2 separate regions of the Homo sapiens genome follow, and region 2 is linked to region 1. Evidence: read pairs that join two places in POLR2A ChIA-PET (ENCODE). Cell type or tissue: Panc1. All regions are shown on one strand. Each heading gives the region's core, and the rest is flanking DNA. Links, peaks and the distances in the headings are about the cores only.

The links. Peaks named below come from ENCODE experiments on the same cell type or tissue, not always from the same donor. Only the 100,000 strongest peaks of a DNase experiment are listed, where the experiment ranks them.
Region 2: POLR2A ChIA-PET joins it to region 1 with 10 read pairs; 2 of 35 experiments call an interaction of 5 or more read pairs at or near these places.

The regions. Positions count from the first base shown.
Region 1 is chr7:40,640,705-40,657,102 of GRCh38, reverse strand. The region is part of intron 12 of SUGCT (succinyl-CoA:glutarate-CoA transferase); the gene reads right to left. Among named protein-coding and RNA genes, the nearest start is that of SUGCT-AS1, 100 kb to the right of the region's middle. In Panc1, for the core only: no CTCF peak of the experiment used is centred there; no DNase peak of the experiment used is centred there.
Region 2 is chr7:40,540,940-40,557,337 of GRCh38, reverse strand. All of the region lies in intron 12 of SUGCT (succinyl-CoA:glutarate-CoA transferase), which reads right to left. It overlaps SUGCT-AS1 (SUGCT antisense RNA 1), which reads left to right and starts at 10,319. Exons shown (of 2, transcript NR_183314.1): 1 at 10,319-10,624. RefSeq lists an enhancer at 5,434-5,728. In Panc1, for the core only: no CTCF peak of the experiment used is centred there; a DNase peak (open chromatin) is centred at 10,228.

The DNA of each region.
Region 1 (16,398 bases), core at 3,228-11,227:
TAAACACACCTCCAGTTATTCTGTCCAACAAAAATACACCACAGCAGGTGGAGTCACAAAAAAGTAAACGGTTTCAATCTTTTCATTCATTTCAGTCTATTCCCTCAACAAAAACTTCAAACTGCAGGTGCATGCAGCATACTTCTGCTATGACAAGAGCAGTGTATCTCTGTAACCAGGGCTTCATCTAATGATGTGTGAACTAAATGTTAACTGCAGCAAAATGACTCCAAGCCAAGAAAGCCCCAGTTGAGGGTCTTGCCTGGAAGAGGGGCTAAACCACAGGAACACACCAAAGAGTGGGGTTGGATCTCTGGCCCTCGGGAGATCATCATTCTTTCCTTCCCTTCAACTTCTAATGTTTCGAGAACAGTGCAAATTAAATTGGAATTCTGTTTGCAGACATTCCTCATTTTAGGGTCCAAATTTGATTTCAGTCTGGAAACTAGCATCTAAATGAGTTTGAGAGAGGAGTAGGTTTTAAGAAAGGTCAAGGAGTAGGTTTTAAGAAAGTAAAACACTAACCAATTATTGTAGGGAATCAGTTTCACATCTGGAATTGGTTACATGTGGGACAGAAGGAAGAGTTTTCTTAGGACAGTTGGTTTAATTACACTTTTTAAAACAAGAAAGAATAACCTAATCTCAAATGCAAACCGGCTACCTCTAGCTAGTGGATCTATTTGCTTCTCATCATATTTCTACCAGAATTATTAGTACTATATCCACAAATAGTTTCAATCTGTTGTTGCTTAAGTAAGGCAAACTTTGGAATATCCCTTTGAGGTACACATTTTTCCTGGGAGAATTAGTGTGTTAGGGTCAAATCTCGGTGTTCAGACATCTTGTCTATTAAAAAAAAAAAAGATGCTATGATAATAAGCATGATTTTGACTTAAGACTGACCAAGATTTTAAAATACTAGCTGTGTGACTCTGGGAATGTTACTTAATCTTGCTTTATCTTTTCCTTATCTGGGAAATATGGATCATTCTTATCTTAAAGAGATCTATATTATGATTATTATATTAAATTGTATAGCATATGTAAAACAACAAACAATTATGACTATCTGGCTATAGAAGGTAGTCAATAATTGTTAATTCTCTTGCCCCTCTCGGCTCCTTCCTTCTATTATTTAACAACTTATTTTTCCAAAGGCAATATGTTTTTGGCAAATATAATGAGACAGGAAGCTCAATATAGCCTACAACCTAAAACATCAGTAGTATGGCACAGAATACAAGAAATTAAGCATATACATGGATTTAAAAGTATTCTCCATTGGATATGGCCAAAAAAAAGTTTATTGTTGTGGTTTAATACAGTTCTTGAAATGTATCTCCTGGCATATATTTTTATGATTGTGGTAAACTGAACATTTTTGATTTCACCACTGTCCCCTACCCCTCCCCTGACCTTGCCAAAAATAGTAATTACTCACATATTGTGATCATCTTGACCCTCTGTAAGCAGGACAATCACTGTCCCTGGCATTAAAGAATATCCTGGCTCAGAGTGGGTCATCAGCTTTGTAACTGACGCCTCCATAACACTCAAGGTTACCAGTGGACAAGTTTGCAAAGTAAAACTTTGTCAGAGTAGGGGAGAGAATTCTGCTTTCCTATGAAGTTTAGTGTAGCTAAGAATAATGCTGAAAGCAGTATTTTACTCCCAAGGAGCAGGTTATAACCTTTTCAGTGAAACCCAGCCAGTACATTTATAGCACATTAACACTAGTGAATGGAAAAGAGCGAGAGGGAGAGAGGATATAATTATATAAATTTTTTTAATTTTTAATTTTTTTTTGAGACAGGATCTCCCTCTATAATCCAAGCTAGAGTACATTGGCACAATTATGGCTCACTGCAGGCCTGACCTCCTGGGTTCAAGTGATTCTCCCACCTCAGCCTCCTGAGGAGCTGGGACTAAAGGCACACGCCACCGCACTCAGCTAATTTTTTGATTTTTTGTAGAAACAGGGTCTCGCTATGCTGTCCAGGCTGGTCTTGAACTTCAGAGCTCAAATGATGCCCCGCCTCAGCCTCCAAAAGTGATATTGCCTATAATTATAGTCACCTAGCCTATAATTATATTTGTTAAGGCATCAAGGCATTGGTTGTTTTAATTGCCTTTCGCCTAAGTTGTTCTAAGGTTTATAATATATTTCATGAAATTAATAATTTAATTCAATTCCCTCTAATTGTATTGTCTATTTTCCCCCACTTGAATCTGTGTGCAGACGTAAATCTGTAAGGTTGAGTTAGGGGACAGATAGTGGACCAGTGCTGACCAAAGAGATCACAGTGACATCTAAAGATGATTTCAGAAACACCAGATGCTATAGACCCAAAGTGGTGGAACAAGGCATCACAATTATCCAAAGAAAAGAGAGTTGTTTGTCCACATTTTGAAAGCCCCTAGGGACAGTTTTCAGGCACTTGGTTTGGGTCTTTGTGTGTGTGAAGCATATAGTGCAGGACGAGATTAAATCGATATTTAAATGACATGCAAGACACGGGAACCACTTGATGTGGTTGAGCATTTGCTCTCGTTACACTCTGTTCTGTTTATAAACATTCTAGCTATGTGAATAATAAAAAGCCAAGCACAGGCCTTTGTCATCCCTTCATGATCTTTCTGGTACCGGAGGAGCTTAGGAGGAGGTGTTGAGTTTTTGTGTGCTAAAGCTTGTCAAGGGCACATCAAAATGTAATAACGAAATCAACTACTAGACAGATTGGATGGCAGATTTTGGCAGCTAACAAGGAGCTTTCTCGTTATAGGATGTGCAAGCTTGTGGGTTGCACTGCAATTAGAAATGAACTTTTTTTTTCCCCTGAGCTCTTCTTATCCTTTTCATTCTCATAAGTGACAACAGCAAAAGACTAGTTCTCACTCTCTAATGTACTCTATCCATCTCCCTGTTGCTAAAGTAACTAGCATCTTAATTTAACATCAAAATTTTAAAAATTGGATCAATGCTATTCAGTGTTTGTGAGATATTGATACCTTATGGGAAAGTAAGTGATATATTACTTAAAACTAATTCTCTTGACTTCTTTCTATGTATGCAAAATATCCTTTTGGTATCCTTTTTTTTTTTAATTGTTGTTGTTGTGGTTTTAACCATATGTCTCCAGTAGGAAAGCAAGATCTTTGTTTCTTAACAGCTGATATGTACTTGCTACTGTGTCACACAGGAGTCCGCAATACTGTTAGCGGCAACAAAATCATTTCCACAGAAACTAAATTTAGCTTTCAAGAAGAGAAAAACAATACTATTTTTCTGCTACTTAATAGATGGATTTCATGTGAAACAACACAATGAACCAAGTCAAAATGTTTTTCAGGGATTAAAAATAAGACACCCAAAGGTCCAAGTGGTTCCCTCAGAGATTCACAGCCTATCTGGGTGAGGATTAGGACCTCCTGCAGCTGACCAGGCAGCTCCCAGGCAATCAGAACAATTCCAGAAGAGAGGAGAGAAGAAACTGAAAGGGAGGGAAAAGGAGATGGGGTCACTGAAGTCAGCTTTTTAAATACACGTCGGAATGTCCATTCAAGAGTCAGCTAGCTTACTAAGCCATTTTTCCTGATAGGAGGGTTGATGTATACAACTGTCACAGAGTAGAAGTAATGGACAATAAATTCATAACATGCTATAAATTTTCAAAGGACAAGAAGTTTTTATTTTGGAAAAAAAATAATAAGCTCAAGAATTGGGTATTAAGTCCTTAAGAGATAAGAAGAACTAAAGAAAAGAACTAATCCCATATTCAACCCTTTTTTATTTTACCAGAAGAAAAAAGAAATGTAGTTACACATTCAAGTGTTCTTTGAATAGTCCACCATTTTAAAATGCATTTAATATATGCCAGGTGCTAGACCAGGATCTGGGGAATCAGAGGTAAACTAGAAACTTCCTTTGCCCAGCCATGGTCAAGTAAAAGTAATAAGGACAGAGAGGTGCTGAGACTAACTTATGCATGGTGCCCAACAGAGATACAAAGATGAAATCATTAAGTCTCCTCTTCATGGTAGAGATGAAGCTGAAGCTGAGTCCTAAAAAGTGAACAGGCATTTTCAAGACAAACTGGGAGGAAAGGATATAATAGGTAAGGGAAAAGCCAGTGGTCAAAGCCTGGAGAGTTAGAACAGAGTGTGAGGAAAGAGGCAGATCTCCAGAATAAAACAGACATGAGGTTCTGAAGATCAAATATTCCACAAGAAGGGAGTTTGGATAAGAAGGTCATTAAGGTGCTTTAAGATGGAGGGGACATGATCTATGCCCTTTACAAAGATCTTTAGGCAGCACTGTAGCAAACAGATCGGAGAGGGAAAGTATTATTATAGCAATACAGATTTTTCTTTCAAAATAATGTTTGGTGGAAGCAACCAGTGCAATTCCCCCAACTTCTTGTTCAAATATCCATGAAGACAGAAAAAATACTAAAATAAACCTAAAACTAATATCAACAGACTATGTCTGAATTTAGGAAAATGTGCAATAGCTATTAGATAATTGGAGCTAGGCTGAGATGCATCTGTCTCTATACCATTCTATTTTCAGACACAGACCAAAAACCAGAAAGCCACTGAGTAGTAAACATGAAGGTGGAGGGAGATCCTAGAGGTAGAATAGTACAGCTTTGAAGATGGAGATAGACATAACCTTGATATCACAAATGTATTTTTTCATGTATTCAATCAGTTCATCAAACCAGAGAAATAAGAAGGCAGGGCAGGAGTAAGTTGTTCTGTTGATAGAATAGAGGTGCACTATAATTTATGCCTGTTAGAAAATGGGTGAATAAATGAATCTGCCCTCCACATGCAAAACTAAGAAAGTAATTCAACCTCAGGGTATAAAGGACAGTTTAGCTTCCTTATTTACTGAAAAATACTGAAACTGAACACTTGTTTGAAGATAAGTAAAAGGAAAACCAACATGGAGAAAATGATTTGCCCAAAAAGGAATAAGAAATAGCATCCAGAAAATAGGGAAGAATAAAAGACTTCATAACATTCATTTATTTCAGGACTGAGTAGAAATTTCATGAAAACATCTGGCTTCTTCAATGAGGACAAAAAGTCAAGGATCTAGGATGGGATCAAATAATCTTAAGGAAAGAACAGGTGGAGGTAAAAAGATACAAAGATGAAATAAAATGAGTGATGACAAAATGAAAAAATAATTGCAATGGCACTAAAACCCCATTATTAGAATTAAAATATGCATTGAAGGAAGGGCAGAATCAATGACGCATAAACTCAAACAAAAATGCGGTGGTAAGCACAGAAGTTTCCTTAGAATACAAAGAAAAGAACTAAGCAGGAAGAAGGAAATGAGAGCTACAGATGATAAAACCCATAAAACCAAGTTGAGGCTGAATGATGTTTCTGAAGAAAAGAATGAAATTAAAGAAAGTAGCAACAATCAAAGATAAAAGATTAAAAAAATTCTATGAGATGAAGAAAGTCATGTGTAAGCAGTTTCAATGGTTCACAGCTTAGTGGTTCACAGGAAAACCAGTGAAAAAAATGCATGCCTAGGCACATGATGATAACCTTTAAAAAGTACAAAGTTTTTGCAATCTATTCTTCTGACAAAGGTCTAATATCCAGAATCTACAAGGAATTTAAACAAATTCACAAGAAAAAAAAAACCATTAAAAAGTGGGCAAAGGACATGAACAGACACTTCTCAAAAGAAGACATTCATGTGGCCAAGAAACATGAAAAAAAGATTAACATCACTGATCATTAGAGAAGTGCAAATTAAAACCACAATGAAATACAATTTCACACCAGTTGGAATGGTGATTATTAAGAAGCCAAGAAACAACAGATGCTGGTGAAGTGCAGAGAGATAGGAATGCTTTTACACTGTTGGTAGGAATGGGAATACATGCACACATATTTTCATTGCAGCACTATTCACAATAGCAAAGACATGAAATCAACCCAAATGCCCACCAATGATAGAGCAGATAAAGAAAATGTGGTACATATACACCATGGAATACTATGCAGCCATAAAAAGGAACGAGATCATGTCCTTTTGCAGGGACATGAATGGAGCTGGAAGCCATTATCCTCAGCAAACTAATGCAGGATGAGAAAACCAAACAACATTATGTTCTTGTTTATAGGTGGAAGCTGAGCAATGAGAACACATGGACACAGGGAGGGGAACAACACACACTGCTGCCTATTGAGGGTTAGGGTGGGAGGAGGGACAACATTAGGAAAAATAGCTAATGCATGCTGGCTTAATACCTAGGTGATGGGTTGATAGATGCAGCAAATCACCATGGCACACATTTACCTGTGCAACAAACCTGCACATCCTGCAGATGTACCCTAGAACTTAAAATAAAAAAGTACAAAGTTGAGTGAAAAAGTCATCAAATTCTGCAATATGAGGCAACAAATTTTGATTATTCTTAGCAATATCCTTTGCAACACTAAATACCAAATGAAAATGGAGGAGTATCTGATTTATTGCTGAAAGTTGGCTAAAACATGTCCATGGGATCACTGCCAATTATTTCTGCCTAACAGATTATAAGAGGAGGTAAAACACACCCTACAAAACATATACACAGGGAGCGGACCAAACCTTTAGTGTTGGATTCCTCTAAATGATCTCAGATTATTCAACCCTGCTTAGAAGTTACAAGAGCAGAGAGCTGAAACCAACATGTTTCAGGCCTCTAAGATGGCCTCCAATAGTCTGCATGTCCTGGTACACACTACTGTGTAATCCCCCCCTTTGAGCACAGATTGAATTTAGTTATCCCCTTCTAATGAATAGAATGTGGTAGAGGTAGCATAATGTCACTTACAAGATGATTGGCTTCTGTCTCAGCCCTCTTTCTCTTCCTTGCCCTGAGGACTCCTGCTGTCATGTTGTCACCTGCAAAACTGAGATACCCACGTGGCAAGGAACTGAGAGAGGCCTCCATCCAAGAGCCTGTGCAGAACTGAGGCCCTTAGTCCAACATCTTATGAGGAAATGAACCCTGATTTCAAATTCCCCCCATTTGAACCTTCAGATGGGAATGCAGCCTAGGCCAGCATGTCAACTGCAGTCTTCTGAAAGGCCTTAGGCAGAGCCATCCAACTAAGCCATGCTCAGGTTCCTGACACAAAAACTAGGAGATAATAAATGTTTGCTTTAAGTCATTACATTTTGGGATAATTTGTTATGCAGCAATAAATAACCAATATATTACAGGTTAATAATGAATAAATTTAAGAGTAAGAAAATAGTAAGTGACTCTTTGATCTCTCCGTCTCTTGGCATTCTGAAATTTCTACCATATGGACAATTTTTGAATAACTGAAAATTACTCTTGGTCTTGGGAAGGAAGACGCCTTTAGTTTGAGCAAGAGCCTCATATACATATTAATACCATTATGTCTCTATGTACTACACAGATTTAGAAATCAGCTATTCAACCAATTAAACCAACAATCAATCTATCTTTAATAACAAAATAAAATGTCCAAAAGAAATCTGAAAATAGAAGATAGAATTAATATAGAAAATATCCTAAATAATTAAGTCTACCACCCCAGAGTTTATTTAGAAGGCCTGATAGCATAGTGCTAGAGATCACAGAAGCAGTGGCTATGCAAAGGTTATCTAGTAACTTAGGGCAAGTTACATAATCTCTCAATCCTTCCCCCCCCATCTGTAAAGCAGAGGTGTGACATGTAAAGACTATCACGGGGGCATGGTACCTACTCAGTAAATGTGACATACTATTATTACATTGTAAGAGGTAAAAAGTGGCAAAGAAGACAAAAATTAAATTTGCTTGACTTCTGATCTCAAGCACAGGCATCTCAAATACTGCTGTTTGAATCTTAATTCTGACAATTAAAAAACATAGGAAAAAAAATATTTTGAAAAATGGAAAGGTAGTAAAACGTACAGATTTCAAAACACCAGAGAAAATATAAGCAAAGAAAAAGCTCAAAAATGGAAACCTAAGTAACCATTTAAAAAACAATAAATTAGTGAAAGAAGTTTTAGACCAATTATATTAGTAATGATAACAAATAAGAATAGCTCTCTTAAGTTTTTAAGAAAAAAGTTTCATAAATTTGTTCAAAGAACAAAATATTCTCATTATATTAGTTTCCTAGAGCTGCTGTAACAAATTGCCTCAAACTAGGCGGCTTAAAACACAAAAATGTATCCTCCCACAGTTCTAGAAGTCCAAAATCAAGGTGCTGGGAGGCCCGTGCTCCCTCTGAAGGCTCTGAAGAAAAATCCCACCTGGTCTCTTTCTAGCCCCTGGTAGTTGCAGGCCATCCTTGGCATACTTGTAGCTGAAATGAAATAAAGTAGCAATAACACTTCGATTCCTGCCTTCACCTTCACAGGGCCATCTTCCACACAGTGTCTGTGGCTATGTTTCCTTGTAAGGACAAAAACGCTCTCCTTGTAAGGACACCAGTCATTGGATTTAGGGCCAACCCTAATCAACTATGACCTTGTGTAAACTCAATTACATCTGCAAACACTCTATTTCCAAGTGAGCTCACATTCACAGGTACCAGACACAGGTGCCAGGGGTTAGGACTTCAACGTATCTTTTGGGGAACACACAATTCAACTCACAACTACGTACTGTGTTCAAAAGGTATATACCTGAAAACAACTGGAAGCAATTTAAATATATGACAATAAGGAAACAGGCCAAATAGCATGCATCTATATAATCAAATATTTAAAATCTACTAAAACTTTGTGGAAGACTAATACATAAAAATATCAGTGATGTGATAAAACTAAAATTATTAAAATATAAATAGATGCTTAAATATGCAAAAAGATATAATGACTGCTAATTATGTATGTATATATATACAGAAAAATCTTAGGGAAAGTACACTGAAATATTAATCATCATTGACTTTGTTGGTAGGACGAGATGATTATTAGTTTCATCTTCATAATGTTCTATACTTTAAATATTTTATTACAGTTAAAACGCTTTTCTAGACTTTTGTAGTCTTTGCATTACAGCAGTAACAGTAAAGTATATTTTTTATACCCATCTTCTGATAGTTGTGAATATGCATCTGCGCTTTTTGAAGGGATTGAATCAATGTTCAAGGAATGTGCGGGATGTAGGATAGCTGTGGGTTTACTCATAAGGTAATAATGAAGATTATACACCAATGACTGGGTTTACAGTCAGGATCTCCTACTTGGTGGCTATGTGAACTTGGGCAAGTGGTCTAACTTTTTTTTTTTTTTCTGGAGTGCAGTGGCTCAATCTCTGCTCACTGCAATCTCCACTTCCTGGGCTCAAGCGATTCTCCTGCCTCAGCCTACCGAGTAGCTGGGATTACAGGTGCCCACCCCCATGCCTGGCTAATTTTTGTAGTTTAAATAGAGACAGGGTTTCACCATGTTAGCCAGGCTGGTCTCCAACTCCTGACCTCAGGTGATCCACCCACCTTGGCCTCCCAAACTGCTGGGAGTACATGCGTGAGCCACTGCGCCTGGCTGAGGGGCCTAACTTCTACGTGTCTCACTGTCCTAACATTAAAGCTGGATATATGATAGGGCTTGTCTCAGAACATCATTTTAGAAAGGTTTTTGCTCATATATTCAATAAGAATAATAAGTCAACTGCTTTTCACCGATAATTTGACCAGCAATTTCCTATGGAGTATCTGATAGTATCAGTAGTACTTTTGCACCAACCTAATATATTCTGATTGAGTACATTCTCCTGAAATGCAGTATGATGACTTCAATGACAAACAAGGCATAGTAGTCTGAAAGTGACCCCTTAGATATTTGTGTTTGTCTCTCCCCTACCAAATACACAGGTAAGTTTGATATATTTCCCAATATTCTTTGATATCCTTCAAGTGCCTTGATATAATAGTGATTTAATGTTAGAGACTTTCAGTTACTTTTCCAGCCCCCAGTAAAAAATGGCCACAGGTGCTGAGGGCCCTGATATTATCTGTTCCTGCTTTGCCCTGTCAAGCTGCATGTGCTGAAGGCCTGTGACACTCAGGTGTACCCAGCCCAGCTTCACTGAACTCTAGCCAGTGTGTACAGAGCACAGCGGTCTGGATTTGCCCACTACACTAATTCTGCTGGCAGGTATGCCTGATTTCTGAATCAGCAGCAGCATCCTGCTCACCCTGATTCATTCATGCAACAGATATTCATTGAGTGGGAGGCCCTGTACTTACTAGATGCTGAACAAAATTGCACCTGCCTCCTCGAGTTTAGTGAATTAAAGCACTAAACAAATACAGAATGATCCACTGAGATAAACACCAAAAAGAAAAATGATATGGTACAAAGACAGAGAACAAGAGGAAGAGGTGACCTGGTTAGATTGGGTAGTTGGGGAAGGCCTGTTTGTGGAGGTGACAATAAATTAAAAACTTCAAGGATGAAAGTAACCTGCCGTGCAAAGACTGGGAAAGACTGGCCCGGGAGAAGAAATAAATTCTGCTGCGTGAAGGTCCTGAACAGGAAAGCACTAGCCCAGTAAAAATGATAGAAATGAAGCCAGTGAGTGGTGCAGAGAAGGGAGGACAGATATGAGTTAGCTAAACAGAGACCAGACCCTGCAGCACTTGGTCTTGTAGGACACAGGAAGAAGTGCATTTTGATTTTGTTTTAATTTCACTGAGAAGGCATTGATGGGTTTTAAACAAAGAAAAAAAACCCAGCTATTTAAATTACATTTTTACAAAAGTGGCTGCTTTCTGAAAAACAGATAGAAAATAGATAATAGATAGAAAAGGGTAGAAGTGGAAAGACTAATAAGGAGGCTATGAGGAGTCCCAAGTGAAGCATAACGGGGCCTTGAACTAGTATGGTCACAGAGAATTGGAAGCATTTGAGCTTTATGTTGGGAAAGCCATAATAGAGTTATATTATATGTGGGGAAGAAGAAGTTATATTATATGTGGGCCATTGCTAGGATTCTTGCTTGAGCAAATGGCTGGCTGGTGGGGTCATTCATTGAGATAAGGATAGACTTGAGAAAATCTTGTTGGGGGTATCTGGTAGTGGTGAAGATGAAAAGGGGGACTAGAGTTCAGTCTTGAAAATGTGGTAACTGAAATACCTGCACATCCAGTATCCCAATGGAGATGAAAAGAGGCAGTTAGATATCCATGTCTGGAACTGAGACATGGGGTCTAAGCTCAGGATGAAAACGTGGAAGTTGTAATTGGAACTGCCTTGTGAGACAGTTACCACTGCGAATAGAGCCTGAGCCTGAACCCCAGCTTGATTGGCAGAGAAGCTGACCTCCCACCTGTTCCTCTTCACTGTGCAGTAGACCCAGATCTACCCTCGGATCCCACTGGATCCCAGGTGTTTGATATCGAGACTGATATGACCTAGAGATTCCTTGCCAGGCTTCTATACCAAAGGTCTGCCTCCTCCAATCTGAATCCAGTCTATACTGGACCAGGTGTCTGTGGTCTACCATGAGCGTGTATTTAAATGAGTATTAGCAGAAAGGTAGTGTCTTTCTGAGGAGGATGAATCCACAGTGCTTCAGGGAAGTAGGGTAGGAAAAATGTTGGAACAGATGGCCTTCTTTGCAAGCAATTGAATAGATATTGCTCATGTGGTGTGAACTGAGGAGTACACAAGAGAGGCAAGCCCTGATATGTTTATTTCATGTCCACTTAGTCCCCGGCCCTTTGTACATGGTGGGCCCTCCCACACCACATTCCAGCCTGGGAGACAGAAAAGAGCCACGGCCCACAGCACCAGGCTCTGGTGTTCTTCTAGGACTGTCCTCTCACTTGCTCTCTAGAACAATGAGGCTCTGATCTCCTTGTCCAACTCCCTAAGAGCGATGAGGACATTTTAGGCAGAGCAGCCAAAAGGACGGAAGGTGTGGAGTTAAGATGCAGCCCATGTAACAGCCACCAGCAGTTCAGTGTCTCTCCCCGCGAGGTAGGTGCTGACTAACAAAGGAAAAGGAGCAGGAGATAGCAGATGGGGGTACAGAACAGCAGCACCTGCTCTACAGAGCGATGTTGACTCATGAGATTAAAAGGCCTGCAGCGGGCAGGAAGAAGGGACCAGCAGGGGAAGCATGTTGAAATGTATCATGCTGTAAGCACTGGAGAACACCTGACACAGAAACACAGCCACAGTGCGGTTGAGGGAAGGTGCAAGATCTGCCTTGCCCGTGGACCCAGGTGCGGACAGGAGGCTGGGCTCGCAAAGCAACTCGGGTAAACCCCATAAGCCAGTCTGAGGAGGGCAAGTTTCGGTGACGGCAAGCATCACACAGGGTCTGCCCACAAAGGAAATGAGGAGACGAGGAATGACAGGAGCTTCCTCCTGCACACGGAATTCGAGGAGCTGCCAAACTCCCTAATAGCATGGCTCCCTAATAGCTGGCAACTGCCTGACAGTTCTAAGAGTGATGAAATCCAGAGATGAAAGGGCTTAGCATCCCTGAGCAGAGAGTGCCTGTGGGTGAGCCGACTGCTCATTAACCTGGGCTGAACACCCTGCATGGTTTCTTGGGATCAACAAACACAGCTGTAGGAAGTTTAAAAAATTGACACCTTTCTTGTGAAACATAGATCCACCCATGGTGGCCCACAGGGTTGTGAATCAAAGCTGAAATGCAGAGGCAATGTGAGGAAAAGCAAAAGCATGATCAGTAGTGAGTGGCTCCATAATCCAGAAAGCAGTGATTGAGGGGTAGCTGTGGGCACAGCCCAGAACCAGAGAGGCAGTAAGGAGAGAGAACATTCAAGGGGACAGGATCTTAATCTGGACATGGAAGGCACTTTAAGACAGATCAAGATCAGGAGACAGGGTGTTCGCTATATGGGGGAAATCAATAATGAACTGCCAAGGAATAAGGATTTATTTGTCAGAGTTTCTCCCAGGAAACCTCCGCCATCTTTCCCCCCTCCTATAGTTTCAGAACTTACAGAGAAGCTGATGCAGGAGTCAGTTAGGGATCAATCTATCATCTTTATTACTAGTAAACCTGGACCAGAGAATGTGGCTAGTATCTGAGGTCACGATCAGACTTCCTACCTTCCCGCACCCATCCCAAACGACAGGTTTTCCAGAGGCAGACGCACAGCTTGCCCAGTAAGATTAGCACAAAGGGAAAGAAGAACATGTCCTGCCCGCAGGCAAACTGGGCTGACAGAAAGCAAGCCCCAGGGGGCTGAGCCATAGAAAGTCAGCTACTCTCCCCAGTTAGGCAATCAGATAAGTCCCCCCTTTCCTTTGGGAGGGGGCTGGCAGGAAGGGTGAAAGCTTCCTCCCTTCCTAGTATTTCCAGAAGGACAGATGTTTCCATTTTACGGGCCTCAGTAGGGATGCCTGGAAAGGAAGAAAATTAGCCTCCTTCCATTGTACTGGCATATATCGTCAGATTGTACATTCTGATATTTAGAGAAGAAAAATTCAAATGAGCTAGGAGAAGGCCTAGAGATTTTTTTGATCCACTTGTTTTCAAATGTTTTCCTTTTAGCATTGAACTCTTTCTTCAGATACAAAACAAAAGACAGAGGTGTTCTTGTTGAATGGGACAAAAACGTAAGAGGTGTGGGAAGTCCAGGCTCAACTAAGAGGACTCCCCTCTCCTCCCTAGCACCATCCAAAAGCAACTCAGAGGAACCCGGCACTTCACACTATAGTTTCCAGACCTCTGAAATGGTTCTACTGCACTGGAAAAATGTTAAGCAGAGAAGTTATGTGACTGCCCAAATTGCACAGCTGAATCAATGGTGGAGGTACTCTACTAGGATCCATCACGGTTTGGCTCATCTTGACAAGGTCCTAAAATCAACACAGAGAGCTTCAAGTCACTTGAAAGGGACTTATATTATTAATACCAGTCTAATTTCTTCTTATCTTGCAATATACCTCATATTCTGATGCCCATAGGTCTTAGAGGAGGCTGTACCTAGCCAGGAAGTTCACACTGAAAAATATCACTAAAAAGAGTTGTGCCACTGCCAGTAATACAGATCTTTGCAAAGTGGCAAGTAATTATAATCCAGATGGTTTAACTGGAGGAAAAGTGATGAGCTAATGGAGCTTCCAGTCACCTCCAACACAATAATTTGAATAAGGTGTCTTTTTCTGGTTTTGTTTTTGTTTTTTTGCCGCCCCTTGCCAGAAGGGACCAGTCAACAAAAACAACCATTTGTCACAATGGGCAGCTGCTAATTCGACCATATTGCCCTCACTATAACCCTGGCTTTCCATGAGCAAGGAGGCGGTGAGGTGGGTGTTTCTAAACAAACAGAAAAAAACCAATTCGGCTACTGCATGCAGAATCAGGTTGAATCACATGAAATCCAATGAAATGGAAACACTGAATCACATGTTTTTGTAAATCATAAATGGCCAAATACTGGCACTTTAATATGTTTCAACCTGTATTTCACTGGCCTGGTTCTCAACTGACTCTTACCTTCCAGTATTCCAAATAACAGGCTTTAGTCCCTTGTTCATCCCTGATTCTGCCTCTTAACTTAGGACAGGGACCAGTAAATATAGTGCAGCCTTCTACTTAAGGTTCTGTGGACTGAGCATGTCACAGGAGTTATATCATGCCCTTCCTCCAGCTAATACTGGTTCTTGTCCATTCCCTTCCTTCTCCTTACCCTCAGTTCATGCCCACACACCCACAATCATACAGAGACTGCTGAGACCACCAACTCATTTCATACCAACTGCCAAACACTTTACAGAATACAGAAGAACTTTCACTACTTTCAGAGGTCACAGGAGGGCCAGGAACCAAGGTTTAGTATCTCTGCATTTGATCACTTATTCTTCCCAAGAACATCATCGAAAGTATATAAAAACATTTATTTCTATTATCCCCTTCATAATTATATCCACGGCATAATCTCTGCAAAAGCATGTGCATGCTTTAAAAAGCCAGTGAGTGTCAGGGGAATTCAGATCATCAGACGTTGGCAAGCCAGAATATCACTATTACCAAACTTACTTTACAAAACAAAGTGGAGGTAAAGACCACGGGAAGGGAAATTCAAACATCAAACAGGATTGATGGGTTTATCATCATCGCACTACATTACAGAGTGACCTCTGCAGACTGGAAATTGGGTTACATCAACAAACCTCACTTTAAAGTGTGAGATGAAAGAGTGCCTCCCCTAACGTTTTGTGGTATAACTGGCTCACGTTTAAAGAAAGTATGCAGCCAGGTACCCGTGTCACATTTCAATCTGTGATATTGACATGGATGTGAAAACCCAAGCCTTTGAAACTGAGCCTTTCATAAGTTCAACAAAAACCTGAAACGCACTCTCCTGCGAAGACCTGAAGGACAGAGAAGGTAAGATGATAAAGGGGAAACCTTTACACATGGAACATTTTTGAATTTTCCTGCCATGGGCCATAACTCAAGTGTGTCAAAGTAGAGCTTAGCTCAAATAATTGACATTGGTTTGTTTGGTTTTCCTCGATCTGAAGGCTTACCTGCCTTGTAAAGATTCCAAAACATCAGCAATGTGTTGCCAAAGTAAGGAAAATTATTAGGGTAACAGAACCAGCCATACTTAAGTTGGATTCAATTATCCAACCCCACCGCACCCAAGAGTGCCCTCTTGTCATTTATTTATTTAGCCAAACTAATTTCTCTGTTGGTTTGGCAAACTCTCAGGCAAGCAGTGAAGAGCTCAGGCATTAAATGCAAACTTCATTAACCCACTGCAAATGATCTTCATATTTTTTCGATAATGTTCCAAAAGGAAAATGTCTCTGCCCTTTACTTTCAATTTTTAGTCTTTTGCTTTATAGAATACAGAAAAACTATAATTTCTAGATTTAATGTAGAAATTAACAGATACCAAGCCAAATGTCTTATCCTTTGGTTTTATTATTTGGTGTGTATATAGGAAATGAAGGGACTGCAGAGGGAGGGATTTCTCAGCTTCCCATAAATCATTTGAAACAAGGTCCTCAGACTCTGCCCACTTGTGACTTTAAGGTTAAGAAGGGGAAGAGAGATATCACGAAGGGTATTTGAACTTCTTGTAAACAGGGATAAAAGGCTATTTGTTAATATCTGTTGATGCAAAAAAGTCTCCAATAGTAAAACACCAAAATGTCCTGATAGTTTTAAAGTCTTGAAAATATCTCCAGCCCCAGGTCCTTCCTTGGCTTCCAGCCAGGTCCAAGTCCCCTTTACCAGGAACACAACCCCAGGATGCATTACGCTTCCTAATTCTTCATAGTCTGCTTCATTTGGCAAAGGACCTAAACCTAACCACAACAGTTAAAAAGAAAGACTTGCATTCTACTATAAAATATACAAATCATGAAATGTATACAACTAACAAAAACAGTTTCGGTACTACTTGATGAGA
Region 2 (16,398 bases), core at 5,720-13,719, 100 kb after region 1:
ACTTTTATACCTTTATCTCAAGATAGGATACAATTTCATGCTTTTGCATGTGGAGATCCAGTTTTCTTGGCACTTTTGGGAAAAAGAGTTTCCTTTCCTCATTGAATAGTCTTGGCACCTAGCTTAAAATTCAGCTTACCCCACATGTGTGGTGGGTTTATTTCCAGGCTCTCAATTCTATTACATTAGTCTATATATGCTTGTCCGTCTGTCAGATCATACTGTTCTGATTCCTATAGCTTTGAAGTAAATTTTGCAATTTGGAAGTGTGAGTCTTCCACCTTTGTTCTTTTACAAGATTGTTTTGGTTATTTGAGGTCACTTCAAGATGGGTTTTTTATTTCTGTAAAAAACACTAGTGGGATTTTGATAGAGGTTGCATTAAATCTGGAGATCGCCTTGAGTAGTAGAATCATCTGACTAATACAGCCTTCCAATCCATAATCACAAGATGTCTTTCCATTTACTTATGTGTATTTTAATGTCATTCAACGCAATTTTTAAAGCTTATTCTTACAAACACTTAATCACCACTTATTATGTGCCAGAAACTGTTCCACGTGCTTTAAAATTATTAATTTATTTAATCCTCATAACCCCATATAAAGTACTATTTTAGCTTCAGTATATGAATAAAAAAGCTGAAGCACAAAAAGGTTAGATAATTTGTTCAAAGTCACATGGCCACTAAGTGGTAGAACTGGGATTTAAACCCAGGCAGTCTGGCTACAGAGTCCACGCTCCTATTATGCTACACTCCTTTTCAAGCATTCATTCATTCTACAAATATTCACACAACACCTGCTAGTTCTCCTGAAGCAAGCCATGAGACAAGAGTTTGTGTGCAGGTGATTCATTAGTGAAGTGCTCCCAGGAGAAATCAGTCAAAGGAATAAGGAAAGCAGGACTGAGAAGGGGAAGAATCCAAACAAGGGTTTGAAGGGCCTGCCTCAGCCTAATCCTGCGGAGCTGTAGTGTGTCCACCTCAAGGCAAGAAGCAGGGCCTTCATACTGCTGCACCACTCTGCAGCATAACACTGCTGTGGAGATAAACTTCTAGACAATCCCAGCTTTCCATATGTCTGAGTGAAGTGCCTCCAGTAATTCAAGTTCAGTCCTCTGGAGAAAGTTACAAGTTCAAGTTGTTAGGAACAAAGCGTGCTGAAGGTGGAGGATAGACTTAACAGAGGTCAAAAAGTGGACTCAAGGGATCTGGGCACAGGGCAAACAATATGTATTGCATCTAAGGCACTGTACCAAGCATTAGAAGAAGCAAGATGAATGAGACCAATACACTCCCCTTCAAAGAGATTATGTGTTGGCAGAAAGACAGGCATACTTTATGTAGGGTACATGGTGATAAATATTATAAGAGGGGCAAACACATTGCTAAGAAGTTAGAGAGAAGAGTAACAGCAAATGTTTTATCCCCTGGTTAAAGGAGTCACAAAAACATCATTAAAGATGTAGCATTTGATCTAGGTGTTGTAAATGGAAAGACTTGGGGAAAGCCTACAAGACCATTCAAACATGAGCAGCCACACCGAGATATGAAGGTATTGAGCACTTTCATAATCATACCACTCAGCAATATTGTACTTCCTTACAATATTGTTAGAATACTGGAATATTGGAATTTGTCATGAGTTCCCCAAAAAGTATTAGAAATACACACTGTCAGGCTCCACACAAGACCTACTGAATCAGACACTCAGAAGTGGGGTCCAGCAGGCTACGTGTAAACCAGCTCCGCAGGAGACTGTGATGCCTGCTTAAGTTGGAGAGATACTGTTCTATCACACCCAGGATCATGGGCCTGTGAAAGCTCAACCAAGCGCTAGACATCAGGCCACCTGGGACCCACCAGCCCAGCATCACACTCATACACACTCCTGGTCTGGAATGAATAACACCCAGGACTGAAAAGGGAGTTTAGACTAGATGAAGGGACAGTCATCCAAAGAGCAGCCTTTTGTGAAGAACAAGCTTGAGGCTCAGAATTCCATGAGGCCTAATCAGTGAGAAAAAAAAAAAAAGACAAAGAGGAAGGGTTTCATTGATCAGAGAGTGCATCCTGGACCATCGAGAGCTGACCATCCTCCCATCCATTTCCTGGAAGTTCTCAGAGTTCTTGATCTTCCATTTCCTTTGGGAACTGGTCCAGCTCTGGGGGCTCATAAATACCCACACTGCCTCATAAAATGACTGGTCAAAAGAGGATGAGGGCAGGCCGTACTACTTTGAGATCATATGTCAAATACTATATAGAACACCAGATATTTACTACAGAAAAAACTGTTGAGCAGTGACCATTAATATATTAAAGTATAGTTTATGAAGGAATAGCAGTTTCATGGGCCAGGATATGCAGAAGGAATAGCAGTTTCATGGGCCAGGATATGCAGAATGGTGACATGAATGTATGATGATGGGGACAGGCATTAAGGTCAGGATGAGGAACCATTAGGCAGAGGAGTGAAATAAACAGAAGTCATGCTTTAGGTAAATGATTGTCAAGTTTTGCAAAATGGATTAGAAAGGAGAGATGCTGGAAGAGGAAAAATCTGTTAGGCTCAAAAGTACAACTGTTGATAGGAGGAAAATATATGAGAAACTGACATATATGACATAAATTAAGAATATGACAAACACAAGTCTAAGGGAAGTCAAGGGAACATTTTTATGCAGACTGTAGATATCAATAAATACAACACACCTCTTCTGTAAAAGTCAGCTTTTTAGCTGAAACACCAAAGTCATTCTTACCCTCAAGACATTGGTCATTAAAATTACCCACACAATAAAACATAGTACAGAGAAGCTACAACTACACTATGCTGTTTAACTCTCACATTTACCATGGAAGTGTTCTAAAACATGAACAAGCTAAATGATTCCAGTTGTCTTTAAGACAAATGCATGCAATCACACTTTTAGCTTAAACCTACAAAAAGATTCATTCCCTAACAAGTTGGCAGGTTATGAATGAACAAAATGACAATCTACATGCCACTAAACTCTCCAGATCTGTTGTTACATTTAGGGAAACCATCCACCATCAGAGTTAGGCATTATCTTATTATCAGCTCATCAAAAAAAGTTATCATCTGCGCAGATTTACAATTTAACATTAATATCAAGTATTTATTGAGTGCTCATAATGTGTCGGGCACTATGCCACTTACATGCCTTACAACATTTATTGCTGAGCACAAAGAATTAAATGCATTGCCTAAGTTACACAGCTTTTAAGTAGAAAAGCCAGGATTCAAATCCAGATCTGCAGACCCCAGAGTCAGAGTTCAATGCACTAAGCAACTTTTCTTCACACATTAGCCTTTTTAATTTAATCCTCCTAACAGTCCTTGTTTGAGATAGTCATTGTTATCACCATTTTACAGGTGAGGAACATGAAACACGAAGAAGTTAGGTGCCAGGTTAGCCCACTGGGAAGATCTGATCTGAGTTGTCTAAGTTCCCAGGGCAGGGCTGCCCCACTATCTGATATAGGGGATACTCGCATTGGAGGCATCCTCAATATTTCCAAAACACATCAATAGTTTCTGAGAAAGAAAACAGAACATTTGAAACATAGCCCAGCTTGTGCACATGCACACACACACTCACACACACACACACATAATGTGGCAGCTTAGTAAACGAGGTAGATGGTGTGGAAAGTGTCTACATTTTTAGCTTTTTACTATCAGTTAATGATTATCAGTCTACGTGTAGAGGGTGGACATATATCGATATAGATAAATACATAAATATCTATATTTAGAAAGAAATCACATGGATTAGCTGTGATTTCTGTAAATCCATGGAGAAATTCTCATATATTATTATAAAAAATAAAAAAATTATCTCGATAGAGAAAACATGCAAGTGCAATGGCATTGATCAAGGGTTACATCATTCGCGGTCAATTTTCCATGTCTATTCTGTATGATACAACTCTTAAAGACAACATCAATCCAGAGATCATATACATTTTCCTAACTAAAGACCCTTTGCACTATCTGAATGTTATTTTCTGAAAGAATAACCCTTAGTTAATTCCTAGGAGTTCCCTAATTTGCACCCATACCTCAAATTCAACTCATTCTTTCTTTAATGCATCAGTTTTCATTTTGAAGAGAGAACGTATACAGCATGACAAAAGTAAACTCAGAAACACTGCAAGGTATTTTGTTTTTGAATGGGGAACACAAGTCCAAAAGTAATTATTACCTGCCCAAATATTTCCACAAACTATTGTTACCATTTTGAACACTTTTTATCAGTATTATTTTAATTCTGCAAGTAAATATCTTCTGCTCAACAGACATGCAAAGATCATTCACTCCCATTCTTTAGGAGAATGGCCAGAAGCATCTCAAACTCTGAATAGGGAACGAAAGATGCAAGCTCAGCCAGGTACAAGGTCTGCAATCACAGCCACAGCTTCATATAAACAGAAATCAGGATTTCTCCAATCCTGTGATTATGTCAGGAAATCTCAAATCCCTGAACCAATTGATTAATACAACGATGATGGGTTCAGGAAACAAAGCTGGGTGGTGGGGGTGGGGATGGGGGGCTGGAAGGGGCTGGGCAAGAAAGGCTACACTTAAAACATAATTTGCCCTTTTCCTTCCATGCCTATGGGGAAAGTGTGATGGAAGATGTCACCCAGATTGCAGCCTATGTGTTTGGGCAAAGTTCTAGGTTATCATTTATGTATCCTACTTGCACTTTGATCTTTGTCATGCTGACAAAGGAAATGAGTGGAACAAGCCAGGCAAACCCCCAACGCATGGTAATCATGACAGATGAGTGGGGGAGTTGAGCCATTCCAGCTGTCCTCGCAGGCCATCACCAGGCCCTGGGTGATCTATTAGTAGGGTGAGCCCAGGTGCAGGGACTCCGCTCCAGGCTCAGAGAGTGCAGCCCCAGCCATTAACTGATGTAAGCCATGGAGTAACTTATGAAAAAAGCATGCAACAGGAACAGCAGTCAGGAAATGGTTACAAATTAGAAACAGAGGTATGGAGGGCAGAGGGGCCTCTCATGCCACAGTAATAAAAGCAACTTCCTCTTTTTCCTAATTTCAGAACCACAGAGTAGAATTCTCTCCATATGAAATTCCTCACAAGTCGCAGGCTGCACTAAACCACCGCCTGTCCCTTTCAATGTATCACAGTGTACTCACATGGAAACAGATGTTGCCGCCTTCCTGTCACACTGTTAAGGGAAAGTGTGCTGTGACGTGGGGAATGGTGACCTATGAACTCTCAAGACAATTCTCTAGCACCTCATAGATGCTTTTGTTTTCTAGAAAATCGGGATCCTTAAAGTTTGATAAAGCATTCCAAGATGGTGTAGCTCAAGTTTGATGAGTCTGATAGGCTCTGTTATTGAGCTGAAGGGAGCCTCTCACAGCTTGCAAGTCAAGTACAATGCTGACCTGTGAAAGCTCCTTGATTTCACTCTGACTGTCTTCCTCAGGCTGGCTGACTCAGCACCCTTGCCTCAGACCAGCTTCCTGTACTGGTCAGAATAATTCACCCTCTTATCTGTGTCTTCAAGATTATTTTTACATGGCTGTATTGTGACACTTATCCTACCACATTGTAATCAGTCATCATGTTTATGTTTGTCTCTCCAACTGAACGGTCTCTTCTTGTGGACAGGATGTATGCCTTCTACTGCCTTCCATCCATAGGAGTGATCACTTATGGTGCCCATGGGTGTATGTGGAGTGAATGATGGATACACTTCAGCCTGAACTGTCAATGTTTATTATGACCGAGCACAACATATATATTTATTTCTCTTTCTGTCTGTTTTAGATTGTATACTTCCCTGTGATTTAACTAAGCCATTTCTCTGTTTACAAACTTTGAAAGACAGCTTAAAGATGTTTTAAAGTTATATGTGAGTATAGGTTGAGTATGTTTACAGAGGATAGTATTCCTGGTAGCATTCAGCCTGGAAGTCAATTCTCTCCCTCAAAAGACACATAATATCCCTAAGGAAAATAAATAGAACGTTATATTCAGCAGAAACGTACTTAAACCTCTTATTCCAGAAATCAACTTTTCAATGCAAAGGCCAAAACCGTCACTAAGGATCACCAAAGGGTGGAGTGGGAACTAAGAGAACAAGAAGTTTGTAATCCATAAAATCACAAGTGTTCCAAGAGGAGGATGTCCTAGGAGAACCTGCTGGGCAAAGAGCATGCCCACTTGAATACAGAGGGCCTGAGAAAAGAGCTCAGTGAGGGCCTCCGAGCAACAAGGCATTGCAGAGACATGGCACACTGCTGCCTGAGGGAAGGCAGGGAGAAGGCTGCCACAGGCACCTGACAAGACAAGAGAAAAGAGAAGAAAACAGGTAAAATGGGTAAAACAGAAGGCAAGAATAAGGGAAAGTGCTGCAGTAAGATTTTGTAGCCAGAAGAGGAGAGCTGTAGTACTATAGTAAATGGATCCTGAAGAACAAAGATGAAATGTATGTGAACTCTGAAAAACATCTAGAGCCCCTTGCGACACCTCAAAAGACACAATGAGAGTAAAATGGAAAAAGAACAGAACAATGGCTATTCTGGCTAGGAAGAACCTGCTAAGTGAATTGAAACTGGTGGACAAAGGGAAGTATATTCATATTTGATTTAACTGTTCAAATAATTATTTAGTACCTTTAGTTAATGCTTTTGCCATAGCATATGATTACATGGTTCTGAAATAAATGCTTTTGGTTATAAGTCTCAGAATAAGAGCCCTGAAAGGATATTGTATGTATAACAAATGCTTCAATGTGTGGTTGCTCTCCTCTACCCAAGCAGGCATAAACAGTTCTTGATGGAATCTGCCTCTACTCCTGCTTTCTCATACAAGAAGAGAAAAGGTACAATAGAGCAGAATTGGTGTCAGAAAGCAAACGCAACTTCATGAAAGACTAGGTATTCCAGGGAAGAACAATTCTGGATTGTTAGCTAGCAGGAATACTTAGTAACACTAGCAACACTGAACACAATACAAATAGTCCTTCCCTATACGAAGAGATACAACCAATAGCAGAGGAGAAGGCATTCATATCCCATAAAAGGAAGAGGACCAGAGTCACAGACAAGACCAAAGAGGATTTAAATTTGATTAAATTTCTTAATCGGGTAGTAGAGCCACCAGCATAGATAACAATTTATGACTGTTTAGAGTCTCTTCATCAGGTGGTAGAGCCACCAGCATAGACAGCAACTGATGATTGTTGATATCCTAAACCACTGATTGTAAAGTCTCCCAACCCTTCTCTCAGCTTCCAGTGTCTAGCCCTTGCAATCTATCTTTTGTGACAAGATCAAAGTAATCATCCTGAAATAAACCCAAACATGCTATCTCCTCCTTACAATCCTCTCCTAGTTGCATTCCACTGCCTATGAAATGAATTCTCAATTGTTCTAGGACAGCACTGTATATTCCTCAGAATCTGACCCCGAGCTACCCTGCCAGTTTTATCTTCCACTGTCCACTCCCCTCATCTTTTTCTTCTGCTACACAAGACTCTTCAACAACTCAGAAACATTTATGTATATTCAAATGTCTATACTGCCTCCTCATGCTATTTCCACACTTATAACCTGCTTTCCACAACTCACACACCTAAATCATATTTATCATTCAAGGCCCTCCTCAAATGTCTTTTTCTCAATGAATCTTTCCTTGGGCCAATCAATCATAATAACTGTTCTTGCCCTTATGTTCCGACCACATTATGCTAATGTCTGACTGCATCACCACTGAAAACTGACATACTAGAGAGTTGTGTGTGTCCAATGTTCACACTAGATAATAAATTCCTAAGGCAGAGGTACACTGTCTTTTCCATCTTTGGTTTCCTCCTAGACAATTTCAGCCAAATGCTTGCATTTCTTTAAGGCTACCTCTAATTTGACATTCAACTAAATTCAGTCATTATTCCAGGATTTATTGTTTATTCCTAGTCATTACAAAAGAGTTTTATTTTTAATATTTTCTATTCATAATTCATTAGCTAAGTCTACAGAAAGTGTATTATCAGACCTAATAACACATAAAAGTCTCCCTTGAAAGAGACAGAATTTTATATTGAGCAGAAACATAATGAAGCCTCTTATACCAGAAATCAGCTTTTCAATGCAAAGGCCAAAACCCTCACTAAGAATTTAACCAAAGAATAGGGTGGGAAATAGGAGAACAAGAAGGTTGTAATCCATACATTCACAAGTGTTCCAAGAGGGCCATCAGAAGGAGATCCAAGGAGAAACTGTTGGGCAAAGAGTATGCCCACTTGAATATAGAGGCCCCAAGGAAAGAGCTCAGTGAGGGCCTCCGGGTAACAAGGTGGTTATTAGGCAATACACTCAAGTCAATTATTGCATGTTTACTTAAAAACTCAATACAAAAATATAAAATATGATACTTCCCTTCAATAAATAGATAAGAAGACATGGATTGGGTGTCCGAAGATAGGAAAGGATGAATAGGAAGAGCCAGCGGGTTTTTAGGGGAATGAAACTATTTTGTATGATAATACACTGATGGATATGATACATGTCATTATACACTGTTTTAAATCCATAGCATGTACAACACAAAGAGTGAGTTCTAATGTAAACAATGGAGTTTGGGATGATAAGGATGGGTCAATGTAGGTTCACTGATTATTGCAAATGTACAACTCTGGGGGTGGGGGAATGCTGATGACGGGACACTATGGATATGTGGGCACGTGGTATATATGAGAAATTCTGTATCTGCTGCTCAATTTTTCTGTGAACCTAAAACTTTTCTAAAAAATAGTCTACTAAAAAAAGAAAAAGTTGGGTGCCATAGTTCATGCATGAAATCCCAGCAATTAAAAAGGCTGAGGCAGGAGGGTTGCTTGAAGACAGGAGGTCAAGATGCACTTAAGCAACAAAGCAAGACCTGTCTTACAAAAACCGTTAAAAATTTTAAAAAATTAGCAGTGTGCCATGGGGTGTGCCTGTAGTTCCAGCTATTCAGACAGTTTAGCGGGGAGGAGCATTTGAGCCCATGAGTTCGAAGCTGCAGTGAGCTATGATTGTACCACTACACTCCAGCCTGGACAATAAAATGAGACCTAATCACAAAAAAAAAAAAAAAAAAAAGAAAGAAAGAAAAGAAGAAAGAAGTTTATAGCTTATTTGGAGGATTAAAATTAAAACACACAAAAAGTAAAGAATGCGAAACAGTATAAAACTGAGGTCACTAAATGAAATACTTGTGTTAAAAAGTTGTAGAAAATATATCTAAGATTATAAGGCTAAAAGGAGACAAAATAGTTAAGAGTTGACATGATAAGGAAAATAAAAATCCCACTTGTAAGAATTTGTTTTAAAAGAGTAAACAGACATGTGCAAAGCTCTATGTATGAAGCTGTATCTCAGCATAAATTACAAACAATCTTGATATTCAACACTGGATTAGTTAAATAAATTATAAAATATCCATAAAGCAAATACACCAAAATGATTAAAAATAATCCTTTCATAGGTATATGTATGTGAATGAAAAATGATAATATATCAGAGTATTATTTCTAATATTTTATAAAACTACACATACACAAAATTTTAAAAAGCTATAAAGAGAAGTAACCTCTGATCCTTGAATTAAGGAAAACATTTATTTCCTTCTTTTGTTTATCTCTATTATCTGCATTTTTATAGTATGCATTTACTTTTTGTAATTCAAATAAGAGCTGAAAGATAATCTTAGTATCTCAGAACAATCTGGAACTCAATGTTGGCATTCCCTCCTTTTCTCTCTGAATCCAAAATTAGATATAATAAGATTAAGTCCATAAAAAAGTTTTGAAATAAATAAAACACTCTACTTAAAGTAATAATAATAAAAAAGACATAGCCATTATAAGTTTTTAAGGAAGGTATGATGGTTATTTTATGCATAAACTTGACAGGGCCACAGGGTGCCCAGACATTTGGTCAACCATTATTCCAAGTGTGCCTGTGAGTTTGTTGTTGGAAGAGATTAACTTGTGAATCAGCAAACTAAGTACAGTAGCTCTCAACCAATCAACCGAAGACATGAATGGGGACAAAAAGGCTACGAGGGAACTTTGCTTGCCTCGCTGTTTGAGTTGGGACATTGGTCTTCTCTGATCCTCAAAGTGGAACCACATCACCAGCTTTCCTGGCTTTCCTGCTTGTCAACTGCAGATCTTGGGACTGATCACATGATTCAATTACTCATAAGTCACATGCATATGACTAGTCTCTTCTGTAGTTGTCAGGGTTCTCCAGAGAAACAGAAACAGAAGCAATAGGAGATATATCTCTTATTACATTAAGTCTCCTATTGCTTCTGTTTCTCTGGAGAACTCTAATACATAAAAGATTATGATTAGAATTATGCTTGAAGAAGGTTAATCTTATAATGGCATGCAGAGCGGAGCTGGGCAAGGCCAGAGGCTAAATATGGAGCCAGAAAGATACTGCAGAAAGTGAGCAAAAAGGATGAGTGGATGGCCTGGGGTGGAATCCGTGAAAAAGGGCAGATTGTCAGTCTCAGGAAATCAACAGGACTGAGTTCTAACTTCAGCTGGGCTACTATGCCCTGGGGTAAGTCACTGCCCTCGCCTAAGCCTCTGATTCTTCATCTATAATGTGAATTTGATAGATCATAAATCTTCCAGGGTCCTTTTCTATTCTATGAGTCTAAGAGTCTGTTGTCAATAGGAAAAAATATTTAGAGGCTTTTATTCAAACTGTGAATACATTGGCTTAATTTTGTTGTCTTACACTGAATATTCCATCAGTGCTCAATAAATAATACATTAAGCCAGCTCTTTTGGACTTCAGGCTTTAATTTTAATGCCCTGACTTTTGGCAAACTCTTTACAATATCAATTACTTTATTAACTTTGCAAACATATAATGAAAAAATGGGCACATTACTTTGAAATAGGCCTGTCTTAATCTAATTACCTTTCTTAAGGAAAAAAGCCAATTTATGAGTATAATTATTTCATATCAAATAATTTATTGATAATGAAACATTAAATAACCACAGCACTTGATGTAATTTGAGGACAGCGCACAGGAGTTAAAGTGAGGTTCCAGTATTCCAAAGAGCCATGCCAGTGTGATACGTGTGAATTCTTTTCCCATTGGTCTGCTACATGTAATGATGTCCTGTGTCTAAGTCTGAGCTAGGGCAGGAGGAAAGAGTGTTGTTAAATTTATTCCAAATAGAAATCCCATGTCAAAGGTGAAAGACATTTGAGTGCTGGGCTTGAAGATTAACTTCCTGGATGTTGAACTTCATGTGATCCATATGATGTATGATTCTGATTTTATAGATACACATGACTGAGCCTATCTGATCAAATTAAGGCAATCTTACAAACAAATCAGTAGGCCACAGATGCAATAAGCCCACAGAGAGTGCATTGTTTGAATCACATTCATTAATGCCATCTTCATCCCCATCACACAGTTCTCTGGGTATTTCCAAAGTCAAATGTTTAAAAGAACACACCCATGATTCTTCTGTGGCAAGCATACTTTGTTATTCTCTATATAACTGTAAAAATCAAACAGAAAAAGAAAGGAAGAAAAAAGGATGGTACACCAAATCTCTTTTCAGCCTGTTATCTGATCTCTTAGAACCTGGACACACAAACCAACTCTTACTTTCATAAAATTATTCTCCTTCCTTTGTCTTGGTTTCTTTTTACAATGAAAACTGGATCTAACAGCGTTAATGTCCGGAAGCTTTCAGGTAAGGCCATATTTTACATCATATTTTATTGGTCTTGGCAGTAAACTTGGAATTAGCCATTAAGTCAGGATTTCTCATCTCGTCAACTCCAGGAAAAATGCAATAGACAAAGGAGAAACAGCCAGAGACCTTGACCAACAGAACTATATTAAACCAGTAAAACAAAAAGTATTCCATGTGTGCTCCAGTAAGAAAGAAGAAAGGAAGGCTCAACATTTCTATCATGAGGACTTCTTCCAGCAGAGAGGCTCCACAGGAGACCTTTCATTGACCTTCACTGAGAAATACCGAATATGTCATGACTTTCTTCAACTCCACCTCTTCAGTCCATGCTATCAGTTGAGGTTTATGAGAGCTGAGCTATCATTTCTAAAGACAGAGGAATTTGTTCCAAAAATATCTGGCTTTCCACCCCCACCTTCATTTATAAAACAAACCATCTAAGTCTTTCAGGCTATTTTTCCACCAGCTTGTTTATAATGTGGTAATGATTATGCTAATACCAGTTGGGAATACATTCTATGTGGACATGTTGTGGGAATGTGATTGGAGTGTGTGGGGGAGAGGAGAGGGCTGTATAAGTGCATGAGGAGAGCTATTCTATAAAATTATAGTACATGCCCTCTTTCCATATTTACTAGTTTTTGTAAGCTCCTTCTCAAATGGGAAATAGACCATGCTTCCTTTCCAGAAGGATAGTTATTGAATAACGAACACCATGTGTTCTGCTATGTCTTATTTGTCTGAGCACTCTGCAGCTATTTTCTAAACCAAATTAATAACAGTATACTAAACTGATTTCCCTAGTGAAAACTGCTGGCTACTACCAATGTCAGTATGTACACCCCACTGCTCCCCAAAGCTTAGGTAATCACTGCATAACCAAAGTCTACAACAGCCCCAGAGTGGGGGCAAGGCAGCTTTCATGGTACACAAGGGAAAATTGACAGCCTCTAATTAAATGAGACTGTTTACACAAGCGATAGAGTATTACAACACTTTCCCTACAAAAAGAAGAGAATGTGAAATTTCAGAAAAGACAGATTTAATGTGGAACTTGTCACCACCGTCAGCTTCGGCATGATAAAATGCACATGGAAAGTCCCTTGCAGCAAGCCCGCTGCAAAGAAGATTCTTCCTTCGTCTGGGTCAGAGGGTGTGGATGTCTCTAAAGAAAATGCTACCTCTCCTTTGCTCACACACCCACTTGCGGCACAGTGAGCTTTCCACAGCATATATGGGATCTGTGGGCTGAATGCTGGAGACACAGGGGCCAGAGCCTGGCAGTGAAGACTCCTGGGTTATGGAGGAAAAAGGAAGTATCTCCTTTCTACAAATTAAGAAAATGCACATCCACATGACAGCTTAACACAGGACACCGGGTGTGTACAGAAACTGCCCTAAAAAAAAAAAAAAAAACCTCCCACCTTCACCCAAGCCAAGTAAGTTGTAAGCAAAGACAACACAATTCTGGTAGTCAACTGATCTCAAAAGGGATCTCTAATTTTTAATATTACATTACTCCAAACTAGAGTGCCTCCTTACCAAGTATGATTTTTGTCACATCAATATATGGGCATTTTTGTGAAGCCATACCTGAAAACAGGCTTCTGTTTTCTCAGCTAAACTCTCAATAAATGTTGGCAGTGATGGAAGTTTGGAATACTTTCATATTTCAAATGTGGTGCTTTTGTTCCCAACTAAATATATAGGCACATATACTTATTATTAAAACACACTCTACAAACTCCCTACTGGGGGAATTTTAGTTCCATTTGAACATCACAACTAAAACATTCTATTCATTCCACAGCATGTTCACTCTCTCCAAGTAAGAATTCTTTCTGGTGTTTTCTGACATAAACCTAAAAGTTCATTATAATTTGCACATGAAAAATCCTTTTAACAGTTAGAATCAAAAGTAGCATGAGTTAATGGTCCAGTCCACCAGATAAACTTTTGCAGGTTTCCATCTGAAAGTCATAATATAACCTTTTATCCTGTGTGTCATTGGTACAGAAGGTTTTGCAAGGCAGGGTTCTTCAAACTGCAAGATGTTAAACAGATGTACGGCAGAGTCTTCCAATCCTAAACTATGAAGAGCCTGTTTTCAGTCTGTGTGTTGCAGCCTTCATTTTTTAAATTATTTTATCAAGATCTTCAGGTTTGCACATTTCATTTGTGAAAATTTTGTACTTGTTATCATTTTTTGAGCTGCATATATTTTAGAGAACTAGATTTTAAAACATACTGTTTTTGAACTAAATAAAGAATATTAATTTAAATGTTAACATGTAAAATCATATTTTCAGCAGGATGATCTCTGCTTCCTACAGCAGGTGCTGGAAGCCCAATCCCAGATGTTTTGAAGTGTAAATAGCAAGGGAGGAATTTGAGAAATGGGTAGAGATGCCAGAAAAAGGAAGGCATAAATTAAAAACAGACGTATTGAAACATTAGTTCACATGGACATTTTGGCTTTTGTTGTTCACTGGTGGGCTTCTATACTTAGCTATTTCTCGTGTCACAAATGTCACTTTCTAAGACACAGCCATAGCAATTGGCCTAAATGTTCACCTAGCCGATGAAGCAAATTCTATTCCTACATTGACCAGAAAGACATGTCTGACATTCCTTTTCAGAATGCTTGAGACTCATAATCCTACCTTATAGATATGGCCATTTCCCCCATGTTTAACTACATAGAAGCTCGGAGTTTAACTATATCGAATCAGTGTCATAAACAGGGTTCCCTAAAGCTTGAGCCTCAGTCTTTGCAGTCGAAAGGCCCATTCTGCCCCTTTTGTTCTTACCCATTTGTTACTTGAAGGGATTTCAGAATACATAGCTCTAACAGAGTTAAAAGGGTGCTTATAAATGTTTTCTCCTTATTTAGCTTGATGTTGGCACAGCCACTCCATCATTTCAATGAGACACACATGAGCAAAAAGGCCTTTATTATATAGGCAGGCCTTTATAATATGGGCAGCTTCCTTCTCAAATATCCTTTTTTGCTATCAAACTAATCAGTACTATGGGATAATTAAATCCATACCTAGTGTAAGGCTGAGTTTTCACTACTTTAACCACATCATCGCCAAGACCCTCTGCATCTACATTGACAGGGATACAGAGAACAGCCCTGTTTTTCAAAAGTGTGAGGTATCCCTGGAGAAAGGGAGTAGAGCTATACCCGGCTGTTCCTCATGACTCTAGGATTTGCAGGACCTGTGGCTGAAAAGTTATTTACCTCTTTGAGACATGGTTTACTCATCTGTGAGGTGGATGATGATGATGATGATGATGACGATGGTTATGATTACATTGTCTATGTCATATGGCCTTTGTGAGGATGAATTAGATACTATGCATAAAGTATTCAGGCCAATGCCTGACACATAGTGCTAAATAACTGTTCATTATCTTTACTTTGCTTCACACATACCCTCTGCTCCAACCAAAGTGAACTCCTCTCTTTTAAATGATCCTTGCCCCTTGCCACTGTATTGCCAAGCACTTGCTGGTCCTGACCCTCCTCCCTGGTGGAAGGCTTTCTTCATATATTCCACTATCTCCTACCTGTGACAGCTCCCTGTCCTCCCCAGTATCTGTTTAAAATTTTACCCATTCTTCAAGATACACCTCAAATGCCACCCGCTCCATGAAATATATCCTAAACTCTTCAAGTTGTGACTTCTCTGAATCTCCAGGATTTTGTTTTTTCTAGTTTACAGGTGTGAATTTAGCATACTCCTTATTTAATGGAACATTATAATTATTGGTTCATGAATAGTCCCTCTGTTATATTTACATTCCTTTGTAATCCCAATCCAATCTCTAGACTCTTCTTCCCACAGGAAACTACTCTAATATATTTCATGTAACTTTTGAAAAATATGTACTGTATTATACATTCATTCTCATTTATATTACTGGATTCTGTGATAGAGCTCTTGCTCCTTTCTTGATTGCACCATGCTGGTTTTTACAATCCTTCCAAGTTTCCACAGGAATTTCTAATTATTGCATAATGCTTACTGCCCACACTTTTGACAATCAACTACTGCTCACCAGAAATGAATATGTTCATATCTGACCAATATAGACCTGTTTGAGGATTTTCTTAATCTATATGTCAAAGAGAAGAATTGCAGGGTCACAGGAATAGGTAATCTTATTGCCTAAGTAATGACAAACCGTTCTCTAGAATGTCTGCGCCATTATGCAATATCAACAGCAGTCCATGTTGGCCCCCACATCTCTACATTTCTGCCATTACTTGGCTCTCTCTGGTTTTCTAACTCTTGCCACTTTATTTATTGTCACTTTAGTGACATCTTATTATTGCTTTCATTTGTATCTCTCTCCTTACTAATGCATTTAATCTTCATGGGTCTATTTTTCTTGGCCATTTAGCTTATAGAGCCTGGAGGGCATTTTTAAATTAAAATGCTTATCTTTCCTCTTCACCCACTGCCAAATTATCAATTCCTTTAAGGTATAGGGTATTTTTCCTTCATTTTTGCACTCACTGTAACACCTACCATGGCACCTGAAACAACAAATAAAACATAAACACAAAAATAACGGAAGGAATGGAAGTATAAGTGGA